2 separate regions of the Homo sapiens genome follow, and region 1 is linked to region 2. Evidence: chromatin contacts called from ENCODE Hi-C or POLR2A ChIA-PET data. All regions are on one chromosome and are shown on one strand. Each heading gives the region's core, a stretch centred on a gene start or an enhancer-like site at or near the end of the contact. The rest is flanking DNA. Distances are from core to core; before and after follow the strand shown. Region 1 overlaps PALM2AKAP2 (PALM2 and AKAP2 fusion). Region 2 has its middle 27 kb from the start of PALM2AKAP2-AS1.

What was found. Hi-C counts contacts between places; a loop is a spot of excess contacts on that map. ChIA-PET counts read pairs that join two places held with the same protein, here RNA polymerase II (POLR2A). Pooled maps may share reads with other maps.
Region 1: a map of ascending aorta shows a loop between it and region 2 (8-fold over the local background). The contact joins two enhancer-like sites. A Hi-C loop is called at or near these places in 11 of 168 maps with a recorded cell type or tissue (HepG2, IMR-90, PC-3 and 7 more) and 14 of 50 pooled maps. POLR2A ChIA-PET finds 5 or more read pairs at or near these places in 1 of 52 experiments (PC-9).

What each region holds. Positions count from the first base shown.
Region 1 is chr9:109,813,788-109,819,354 of GRCh38, reverse strand. All of the region lies in intron 1 of PALM2AKAP2 (PALM2 and AKAP2 fusion), which reads right to left. Among named protein-coding and RNA genes, the nearest start is that of PALM2AKAP2, 36 kb to the right of the region's middle. RefSeq lists enhancers at 1,958-3,157, 5,152-5,446. Within about 2 kb of position 2,739, at least 9 of the 41 ENCODE cell types and tissues checked have a DNase peak (open chromatin) inside an H3K27ac peak, as active enhancers do; they include ascending aorta and heart right ventricle, where a contact is called at or near this core.
Region 2 is chr9:109,742,590-109,747,750 of GRCh38, reverse strand. It overlaps a transcript of PALM2AKAP2 not described here. Among named protein-coding and RNA genes, the nearest start is that of PALM2AKAP2-AS1, 27 kb to the left of the region's middle. Within about 2 kb of position 1,975, at least 16 of the 41 ENCODE cell types and tissues checked have a DNase peak (open chromatin) inside an H3K27ac peak, as active enhancers do; they include ascending aorta and heart right ventricle, where a contact is called at or near this core.

The sequences.
Region 1 (5,567 bases), core at 1,490-3,989, 71 kb before region 2:
CTCGCCCCCTATCTTCATTTCTCATCTGGATTACACGAATGTAAAAGCCTTTGTGAAATTTCCTTTAAGATGAATTTTTAAATGTATTCTATGTCTTGAATAAATTTAGTTATGATTGAATAACTCAGAATTAAACTATGTTGGATAGAATATTACAACCCAATGTCAATTTGCCATCACCTATATTGCTCTAAAATAATTTTTCTTATAAGATGCTCTGCAGGAGTTTTCACCTGTGGGGGAAGGAGTCAAATATTTCAGCATTACTAATTCATCTGTTCGCCTCTCACTTCTAAAGCAAAATGTATTTTTTCTCAAATTGGGACTCTGCAAAGGATTTTTTTCCAATGGAAAGATGCCTTCGTGTCATTCTTAGTTTCTCCTTTTGACTGGTTACAAAAATGAACTTGTAACCTACATGGTCATTTCTATGGCAACTGGATGTTCCAAGTGAAATACTGAATTTGGAGTTCTCTGAAGAACTAGAAAGAAGAGAGTCTGTGCCACAGACAACATAAAAGCTCAAGTTTTAATGATATTACCAGGCCTGTCAATGTAGGTGTTCACTGGTACCTAAGTCTTATTTCGAAAGTACAGTGAAATAAAGTGTCAAAACCATGCCAGGCACGCCCGTAGTCCCAACTACTCAAGAGAAACCCTTAATCCCAGGAGTTTGAGTTCAGCCTGGGCAACACAGTGAGACTCCATCTCTAAAAATAAAAAGTATACATGGCTTAGCATTTTTGAGGTTTTTCCTTAAAAAGCAAATTTAGCAGGTAGTATGTTTAATGAAAAGTTTTTATGTTTTTTACCTTCTTATCAATACAGATACAGAAGCATCATAAAACCAATGTTTAGCTAAATGAATTTTTATAAGGCAAACACCTTTGTAATCACCACCCAGTTAAAAATAAATAGAAATTGCTAGCCACTTCCAGAAGCCTCTCCATGTGCCCCACGCCAATTTTAATCCCTCTTCTTCCACTCAAAAATAACCACAGCTTCAGTTTCCATGTTATTGATACCCATAGCTCCTATGTTTATAAGATGCTATGATTCAGTCATTTTTTTCACCATTAAAAGATTATTTGTATTCAAGGGCTGACTTGTCAAAAAAAAAGAGATTGTGTAGCAAGTACATTTTTCGAAAGGCTTATTTATACCTTTTCTGTTTCGCTGCTACCCAGATATAATAAATACATTCATTAGCGTACACTATTTTTAAATACCTTGCCTCATTCCAAAAATATGTGCGGGGTTGAACACATGCTAAGAAATTCCCTCCACTAGGAGGCGCTACATCCCTTATGTCCTCAGACAGCTGGGAAGACTGCGCTTAATGTAACTCAGTTATCAGCGCATTTCTATGAATGAAGTCACAGAGGAACATGTGGGAGATCCACTTAACGACTTCTTTACCTTGCTGCATATCACAAAAAGGCTCACTGGTTGCCAGAAGTCCTGGTGAGTGGCAGGTTCCAAGAGTGAACTGATATTTCAACAACTACTTTTCCACTAACAACCTAAATCCATGAAATTGAGGGAGGGGGCCAGGAACATTTGGAACAAAGGGGCCCTGTTTCCAAGCGTAAATAAAATACAGCTGGTTTACAGCTGTGCTACCTTCCTCGCTGCAAGTCAAGTCATAAAACAGAATGAAACTTTCAGTAGTCACCGCTGTGAGGTTAGGGAATTCTGAGCATCCCTCTGGGCTCTAAGGTGACCAACTATTTGCTTTCTGAATTTCGTTTTTCAACCCATAGACACTGTATGGCTCATCAGAGAGGCAGATTTCCACTGCAAATTTACACAAGCCTAGACTGTCTATTTTTACACAATTGTTTGTTGTTTGCTTTTGTTTTTCAGATCAAAAAAATCTGAGGAATAGAGCTATGAAGACATCTGAACTCTAATTATAGGGGTTTGAATTTTTTAGATTAGACGTGCTACCCTTGTGACTCACAGTGATGTGCATTTCCCTGGTCTGATCATTAGCATACCAGGCAGGCTCAGATGCCCAGCATGTATCACAGATAGTAGGACATCATGCATATGCATGGGAAACTCCTAGCTCAAAATTGGCCTCTGATCAGACCAAAAGGCCAGTAACTGTGTCCAAGTAGCAACTCAACATCCACAAAGTGCCAACTGGAATGTTTTCCCATTTTAAGTGGGCACGGCAATCTAGACATTAACCAATAGACTTATAAGAATAGCTTGTATTGATTAAAGAAGCTTTATAATACATATTTTATTCCTATCATTTTATGTGCCTAAGATTTATTCCTTAAAATACTGATTCACTGATTTAGAAAACTCGGTAGGGGTAAATAAATCTGGTTGAATAAAGTTGAAAATAGACTACATCCTATAGTTTTTAAAAAAATATTAGAAGAGTATTTGTACCGCCTCCAGACAAACTGGTAGTTGTCCGTTGCATTTCAGACTCAATGAATATGGGCTCTTAAGCCAGATGGCATTAGGATCAGGAAGTGGGTTTGGCACTTTTCTTTCTCCTTCATGTCATTTCCAGACCATGACTCCTCTGCCCTCATGGAAAAAGTCTCATCTGTTCCCTTGTTCCCTCTCTCCTTAACTCTGTCCCCAGCTGATCTTCTGGTCACTTCCGTACATCCACTGATGACTTCATTCCTTGGCTCACAGGAGCTATATGAAATCCCACCATCATCCGGGGTGACTTCAGTGTTTGTGTTCATGACTCATTCAACCCTATTCCCACAGTTTCCTGAAAACCTCAACTCTGATGACCTTGATCTTCACTCTCCTCAACGATCTGCACTCAGGGCTGAAATCTGGCCTCATCACTAAATGTGGAACTGTTTAGGTGCAGCGGCCCAGACTCCAACCACAGCCTCGCCTCTTTCCCTGTCTCTCACTGGCTTGTCCTCACACCTCTGCTCTTGGGTCTTTTCAAATCTTCTAATCTCCAGCTTCCTCTATCTTATCCCAGTCCATCATAGCCCTCCTGTCTTCATTTTTATGTCTTTTCGCCTAAGATCATGTGAACAATCCATTCCAATCACTGCACTGTCTTCCTATATCCTCAACAATCTTGCCTCCTCGTCCTTTGGCTACATCCAGGTATCTGGCAAAAATCCCAAATGAGAGCTAAGCACAGTCTCATTTCCCAAGATCAAACACCTACATAAGGTGCCCTGGAGTGTAGGAGAACGACACTACAAATCTGTGGTCTCCAACCTTATCTGAGCTCTCAACACTGTCCAGGGATCTTTGTACATGTTCCTTGTCAACTCTCTAGCTTCAGTTAAAGATACTTTCTCCCCAGGACAAGCCCATACTTAGCATAAATAGAACATCAATATCTTTTTTGTTTGTACATAAAAAGGCTAATAACCAGTACCTTGAATTCCATCATGCCCTGACCTCTCAGGGACCCCATACCATCATTTATCCTCCACTCACCTGCATTTCACCTCTTTCACTATTTTCTCCTAACTCCTTCACCTAAGAATTTAGACTTCCTCTTCTTAAAACAATCCATGCAAATCCTATGCCCTCTCTAGCTAAGACTTACTTCTCTTCTTTCCTTCACAGCCACACCACTTAGGGAGACAAAGACTTCATTTAATCCCCAACTTCCTCTCAGCTGAACTCCACACTCCACAACCTCACTGAACCTGCTTTTCCATTCTTGTGAGGGCCACCAGTTACCTTCTAGTTGGTATGTTCAATGGACACTTTTTAGAATGTGTACCATTGCCTGTCAGTGGCATTTGGCACCATGCATCACTCCCTCCTTCCTGGAAAGTTCTTTCATCTTCACCTACCCCCCTGTTTCTGTCTACCCTGACTCCCCTTCTGCTTCCCTGGCTTCCCTCAGCACAGTGAGTCACCAGGTTGACCTTATATTTTGCATTCTTTCCCTGGATAGCCTCATTCACATCCATGGCTAAAGTTACTATTTGATGCAGATTTACTGAAGTCCCCAAAACCAGATCTCCTTCCTGAATTCCATACCTACATGTTATTTCCTATCAGGCATCTCACATGTATATTCCGAAGGTATTATGATCTCAACATGTCCAAAATAAACTCATCACTTTTCCCCAAAATATGTCCCTCTTTCCATGTTCAACATCAACCATCCCCTTGTCTATGCTGGAAACATGGCTATCAACTTTATTTCTCCATACCTCTCACCCTTTACTCAATCAGTACCAAGTTCCAGCAATTCAACCACATAACTATCAAATCCATGCCTTCTTCACCATCTCCACAGCCACTCTCTCATGTCAGTCTATCCCTATTTCATTCTTGGATCAGTATCAAGATAGCCACCTCTGAGTGGTCTTACTGCCCACTCCCCATCCCTCCCAATTCAAATTACTTCATATACTACAGTGGAGTACTCTCTCAAAAATGCATATCCAACTAGATCACTTCCTGAGAGATTCCCATGACCCACAGGATAAAATCCAAACTCTACCTAAAATGGCATACAAGACAGTCCATCTCTCCATCATTCTTTCTCACCATTCTCACCATTATCTCAAACCTTCCAATCCAGTTACAGGGAACTGCTTATGCAATGATATAGCTTAATGGTTGATAGATGAGTCTTGGTGTCAGATATACATGTGTTCAAAATTAAATTGCCACTTACTGGTTTGTGATCATGGACAAGTTACTTCTGAGAGCACCACATGCTTCTCTATCAGAGTACTTATTGTCCCACACCACCTTCTAAATCCTCCGTACTAGCCCATCTTTTCCACTGCACTGTCCTTGAATCCCTAGCACACAGAAGGCCATCAACACTTATTCTGCATATGAGTGAATCAGGAGAATGAATGGATTCTCCCAGTGACAGGAGGCTCACTTCCTCTGAGGTCTAAATATGGCATCTTTGCATCTGTTTGTTACAGAGTTCTTCAGATTCATCATCCAGATTCTTAGAATCCTGCCACAATCGTTCAGGCTCATATAGTATGTCTCGCCCTGTACTTTGATGGCTCTAGATTTTCTTCAGGTGAAAACTATATCATTGACACTTGTGCATTAAGTATATATTTAAAAGCAGGTGCATTTCCATTTCCATGTATCTACCGATAAGAAAGTATAGCCCTGCAATAGAACCATGCAGACGTTAGATGATGGTACAAGTGTGCACTATGTGCCTTCTTTTGTGTGGCATTTGCTTACCCACTGTGTCCCAATGTGAAACTGGGAGCTTCATTCTCATCAAGGGCATTACAAACCTTCACTGCAAACGGTAGTGGGAGCTGGAGAATGAGTCAAGTCAGCTCAGCAGTGGTATTTGCACAAATTCAAAGGGCCAAAGGTAGGGTCAAAGTCAACTGCAGGGCCAGGAGTCCAGAATGTGGGAGTGATAAGTGCCAAAAGAGCACATGCGAACCAGCAAGAAGGATGCTGGGAACCAGCAAGAAGGATGAACCATCCTGTGGTCACCACGGCTGACTATGATCAGTTAGGGTGCAGGGCGTGGTGTGTTACACTGCCTTGTAGACCCTACGTAGGACAGACGAGTAGAGTTGGGTTCCTGGTTCTACCTAGGAGTTATCGGC
Region 2 (5,161 bases), core at 726-3,225:
TTGCAGTGAGCCGAGATCATGCCACTGTACTCCAACCTGGGTGACAGAGTGAGACTCTGTCTCAAAAAAAAAAGAAAAAAATTATGGAGTTACAGTATTTTAGAAATGAGAAGAACTTTACTTCATGATTCAATATTTCTTGGCCTCTAACTCATATATGCATCAGTTCATGAAATCATATTTGATTATGCCTTCTACTCAGAAATGCTGTTTTGTAATCTCCAAGTGACTGGCAAGAAGAACTATTTGGTTCTTTGGTTCTTCTTATGAGTATATATAATTTTATATCAAATTCTGCATGAATGCCAAGACAGGAACCCCAAGAACGTCAAGGCAAATTTGCTAACCATTACTAGAAATTGAATAGAATATATTTTAACAAACATTTCTAGAGTAAAACATCTGTTTAAGAAGGCATTTATAATTTTAAAAAACCTCAATACCAGTGACTTTTTAACTGAAAATCAGCGTGGTGGCCTGGGGGCTAGCCTGACATAAACCACTTGAAAGACAAGGGCAAAGAGAAATGAGCCTAGTGAATCCATCTGCTGGTGGCCTTTTTGGGCACCTGTAAAAACAAAGCTAGGCTATTACAGATATTATACACAATATAAAACCATAGAAATATTGGCTTTTATTATTAGCAATATTTATTACAGTATATTCACATCAGCATTCATGGCCCTCCACAATATGGCAGTAGCTTGTGTTTATGGTGTAATTTTCCTCCAACCCTCTTACCCATACTCCAATCCAACTGGACATGTCCCTGTTCTCTACTCCATGCCTTTCTCATGTTCTTGCTGACATCTCTGCCACACGCACTGCCCTCTTCCACCTGTGCCTGTTAAAATCTTCATAGAGCAAGACTGCCTGTATTTGAACTCTAGGCTGCTGCCAACTAGAAGCCACATCTAGCCACACCTAGCTGTGTGACTTTGGGCAAGTTTCTTAGTCTCCCTGTGCCTTAGTTTCCTCATCTGCAAAATGAAGATAAAATAGGACTATCTCATAGGGTTGTGGTGATGATTCACTGAGACAGTAGATCTAAAGCATTTACAGCAGTGCCTGAACCAGATCCACACCAACCTCCCTTCCACCTCCTGGGGATATCATTGGTGTCTCTCTACTGGGCTAGCACACTAGACTCTGAGTGTGAGGACACTTCTTTATGGTTCTAATAATTATTGATCAATAATAATAATAAATATATTTATTTCTGTTAGCTCTGACCCTAAGATTGAATCAAATTAAATAATAAAATATGAATGTGTATGATCAAACACCTACTTTGTAGCTTGCATTTTGCACCATTTCTTCCATTTATTTGGGGACCTATTGTGCCCTGTGCTTGTTAACTAACTTACCAGGATTAATGGGAAAGACATTCCCCCATGCTTTCTAAAATGGAGTTATCTGGCTAGCTTTTCTAAGTGACTCCTATTCCTCCAAACCTGTTGGCATTCCCAAATTCATTATCAGAGAGCAAGCCTAAACAGCAAAAGTTCAAGTCAGATAGGACATCCTGGGACCAAGAGCACAGTGGATTTTTGGCTGTCATCTGTTCCCTGCTGGCTGTCACTCTAAGTGGTTGTCATTCTCTTGTGCAGAAGGAAAAATTCCATATAAGGCAAGGCCCGAGCAAGTCGTTAAGCAGTCTGAAGTGTTCCTCCCGGGCTGTGAACCCTCCTGGGAGAGAGCAGCACACCCCTGGCAAAGATTACAGCACACTTCACGGCAAACCTGCAGAGTAACAAAGCACATATTGTTACCTCTGAATGCCAAGCTCTGCAGGCTAGTAAAAATACATATTATACCTTTTTAATGGGATGAAGGGAGTTGGCTTCTTTGCAACGTTTTGGATGGAGTCATAACATAAATAAACTGTATTCTGGGGTCTGAATTTATGAAGCCCAGAGCCAAGCTGCATGGTTACAACTAGGGCAACCCAGACCATTGCGTAAATCAAGTACAGAAGCCAGGGAGTTCTGGCAGCCACACCACTGCGTGCTCATGTGAGGAAAGACTCCACTGAAACACTTCCCAGACGTCGTTATTGTCTGCCACCTTTTTCTAAATGTGTTTACTATTCATAGTGTTGATGACTTCTGCCTATTTTTATTATTGCTGTAAATGTGGCCACTGAATAACATTTTGAATAACCTAAAACAGGACACGACAAGACAGGAAAGGGTGTGTGTGTATATTCTGGCTGGTAAATTCATGCCTATTCCTACACACACACACACACACACACACACACTGACAGCCACTAGAGTCGACTTAAGAGATCAGAGAAGAAAAGAAGTGAGGCAGCATTCACTCCAACCTAGAAGCCAAGCCTCAGAAGAAATGAGAGCCTGGAACTATGAGCCTTATTTTTATTTTTTTTTATTTTTGAGACAGAGTCTCACTTTGATGCCCAGGCTGGAGTGCAGTGGCACGACCTCAGCTGACTACAACCTCTGCCTCCTAGGTTCAAGCAATTCTCCTGCCTCAGCCTCCTGAGTAGCTAGGATGACAGACTTGTGCCACCATGCCCGGCTACGAGCCTTATTTTTAAGTGGAGTCCATACCTATCGCTGGTCATGGCAGTGGTCTAAATGATCTGGACCTGATGCCCTGCCATTCTATGAAATCGCTGGGCTCTGAAAATGAGCAAAAAGGAAGGCTGTGTTCACTGTTGAGGTTGATTTAAATGCTGAATAAATGCTGAAAAGTTGCTTGGTGCCTGGGCTGAGAAGAAGGAGCTCTGGAAGCCAAAAATTATTGGGACTGAGGGCATGCATGGACTTAGAGGGAGCTCATGGAGAAGATGCCTTAGTCCTAGAGTCTTCCGGAAGAGAGGAGAGAGCAAGAAGTGTGCCAAAATCTGCTGGGAGGTTGGAGGGTCCTAGTGTTCAAAATCTTAATGCTGGATTTGACAGACATCATTGTGATCAGGAGGTTTCTGCTCCACATGAAGTCAAAAACAGGTAGTGTTGCCAGAGGCTGTGAGGTCCTGATGTTACTATGAGAACATCTGGGGTGCTTAGAACATTCCTGGAATCCCAGTTAATGCACTGGAGCAAATTATATTAAGGGGCAATAAAGCCTTGTTTGGGAGGACTTGCAATTGTTCTTTGCTTGTTCTATCTCAAATGAGATGTTAAAATAGTCAATTGCTGTCTTAGACCCTCTAGTCCTCCAAACATTTATGAAATCATAAAATAGTCACGTCTAGCAGGGATCTAGTGACTCTCTGGAAACTTTCCCATTTAAAGATGAAGAAAATTAGGCTCCGAAAATTGCCCACGCCATGCAGCTAGATGATATCAGCTGAGATCTGCAAGATATTTTTCTTTCTCTTTGTCATAAAAAAATTGTTATTCATTTTGCCTGGAGTATGACAACCATATTCTTTGTTTTAGTACAGAAAATTGTTTCTTCAAAGTCTTTATAATTATTTCTGTTTCAGTTATTCTTACTAACTCAAAATACCTATAATTTTGAGGTTGGAACTCCATTCTCTGCCCTCCACATCTAACAATATCTCTCCTATCACATGGATAGCTTTTTCCCTTTTCTCTGCATTCTGAGAGAGATTTCCAGTTTATCCTCTCCAATCATTATTCAGTTCTTCTCTGGTTTAGTTCAGTTATTTGTTGACTCTAATACGAATTTTAATTCTGCTCTTGAGTTGTTAACTTTCAGTCAGATTTTATCCATTTCACATTTTCATTTTCACCTCACTCCCACTCCCATGCCTATGACCTTGTGGTTTTCCATTTCTGTTTTCTTAAAGGCCAAATAGAACATAGATAAATGAGAACATCCACATACTCAATAAGAAAAAAAGAGCAAATTTTGTCATTTGCTGGAATTCATTCTTTATTCATTCACTGAGTTCCTATGACATTCCAAGCAGTGTGCTGGGCTCTGATGTTAGGAATGTAAATAAAAGAAAGACATGTCTCCTGTTATCAAAGTGTGCAGGCAGATGTATGTATATGCCTATGTGTATTAAGACGTTGCACACAAACAACCATAATGCAAGGTAGAAAGTGTTGCCTGCCTAAGGAAGGCTTACATTTCAAAAGATATTTTGAAAATTTTTGAAACTTTCTCCTGGTTCCTGAAATAGACATCCTGGGGTCTTCAACAATTTTTTCACTGATTCCAAGTAGTCTTTCCTATAACTTACTTCTTCAATATAAATATTTAAATAAGGTGAGCTTTCTTGAGACTTTGAGGCAGCAGTCATACATGGTATGGGGTTGGCTTCATCAATGCCGGCCCTCCATTTGTATGATGATCTCACACCTGCAGCTGCAGAACAGGTGTTTGCGCAGCTTCTAACCTAACTCTAAATTCTAATGCAGCTCTGCACGGGTGGGGTATTGCTCCTAACCGTCATTGTCTGATTCTTTGAGACGCTGACTCAACACCCTGTGCATGAAAAGCTACAATCCCAGCATGTAGAATACTTCTGCCATAAATCTTACTTCTTGGATCCACCTAAGTGCTGGAACTACACTTCCCAGGATGCAGTTAAGCTTTACACATGCTTCAAGGGAGGGAAAAAGATCCCTCCCTTTTTTTATCCTACTGGATTTGGGGAGTTGTGGAGGTTGGGTGAATAGAGAAAGAAGGAAGGGTGAATGGGAAGCAGCTTTTTGCCTGCCTTAAAAGGAATCAGCTCCTTGAAAAATGGGAGGGGGACTCAGCTTTCTGGCTGGAATAGACCAAGGGGCTCTGTAAATGGAAAACTCCAGGGGAGGCATAAAAGCCTTTCTCCACTCCTTCTATCTCTGCTTCCCTCAGGGAGGTGGCTCCTGGGTCTTGGCAACAGGCTGTCTGACAAGCATGCTTTTTGTGGCTGTGGTGAGATTTTTTTCTTGTTTCTGAGCCTTTCTGGAAATTTTCAAGGGAAGTTGAGAGTGCTGCAACACGGCTGCTTTCCAGATGCCATTTCTGTGTTGTCCACATATGCTTTTTAATCTTCTCTACCCCAAATATGGCATGTAGAAGTGAAAACAAAAATAGCAGCTAAGTTAACCATGTAAGGGGCCAGCATAGGTTTATGTGGTATATATAAGAAATATATAATCCTGCATGTACATTATCAATGACCCATAAATCTGAGACTAACAACCTCAAGTGGAAATGGTCATAGTATGTG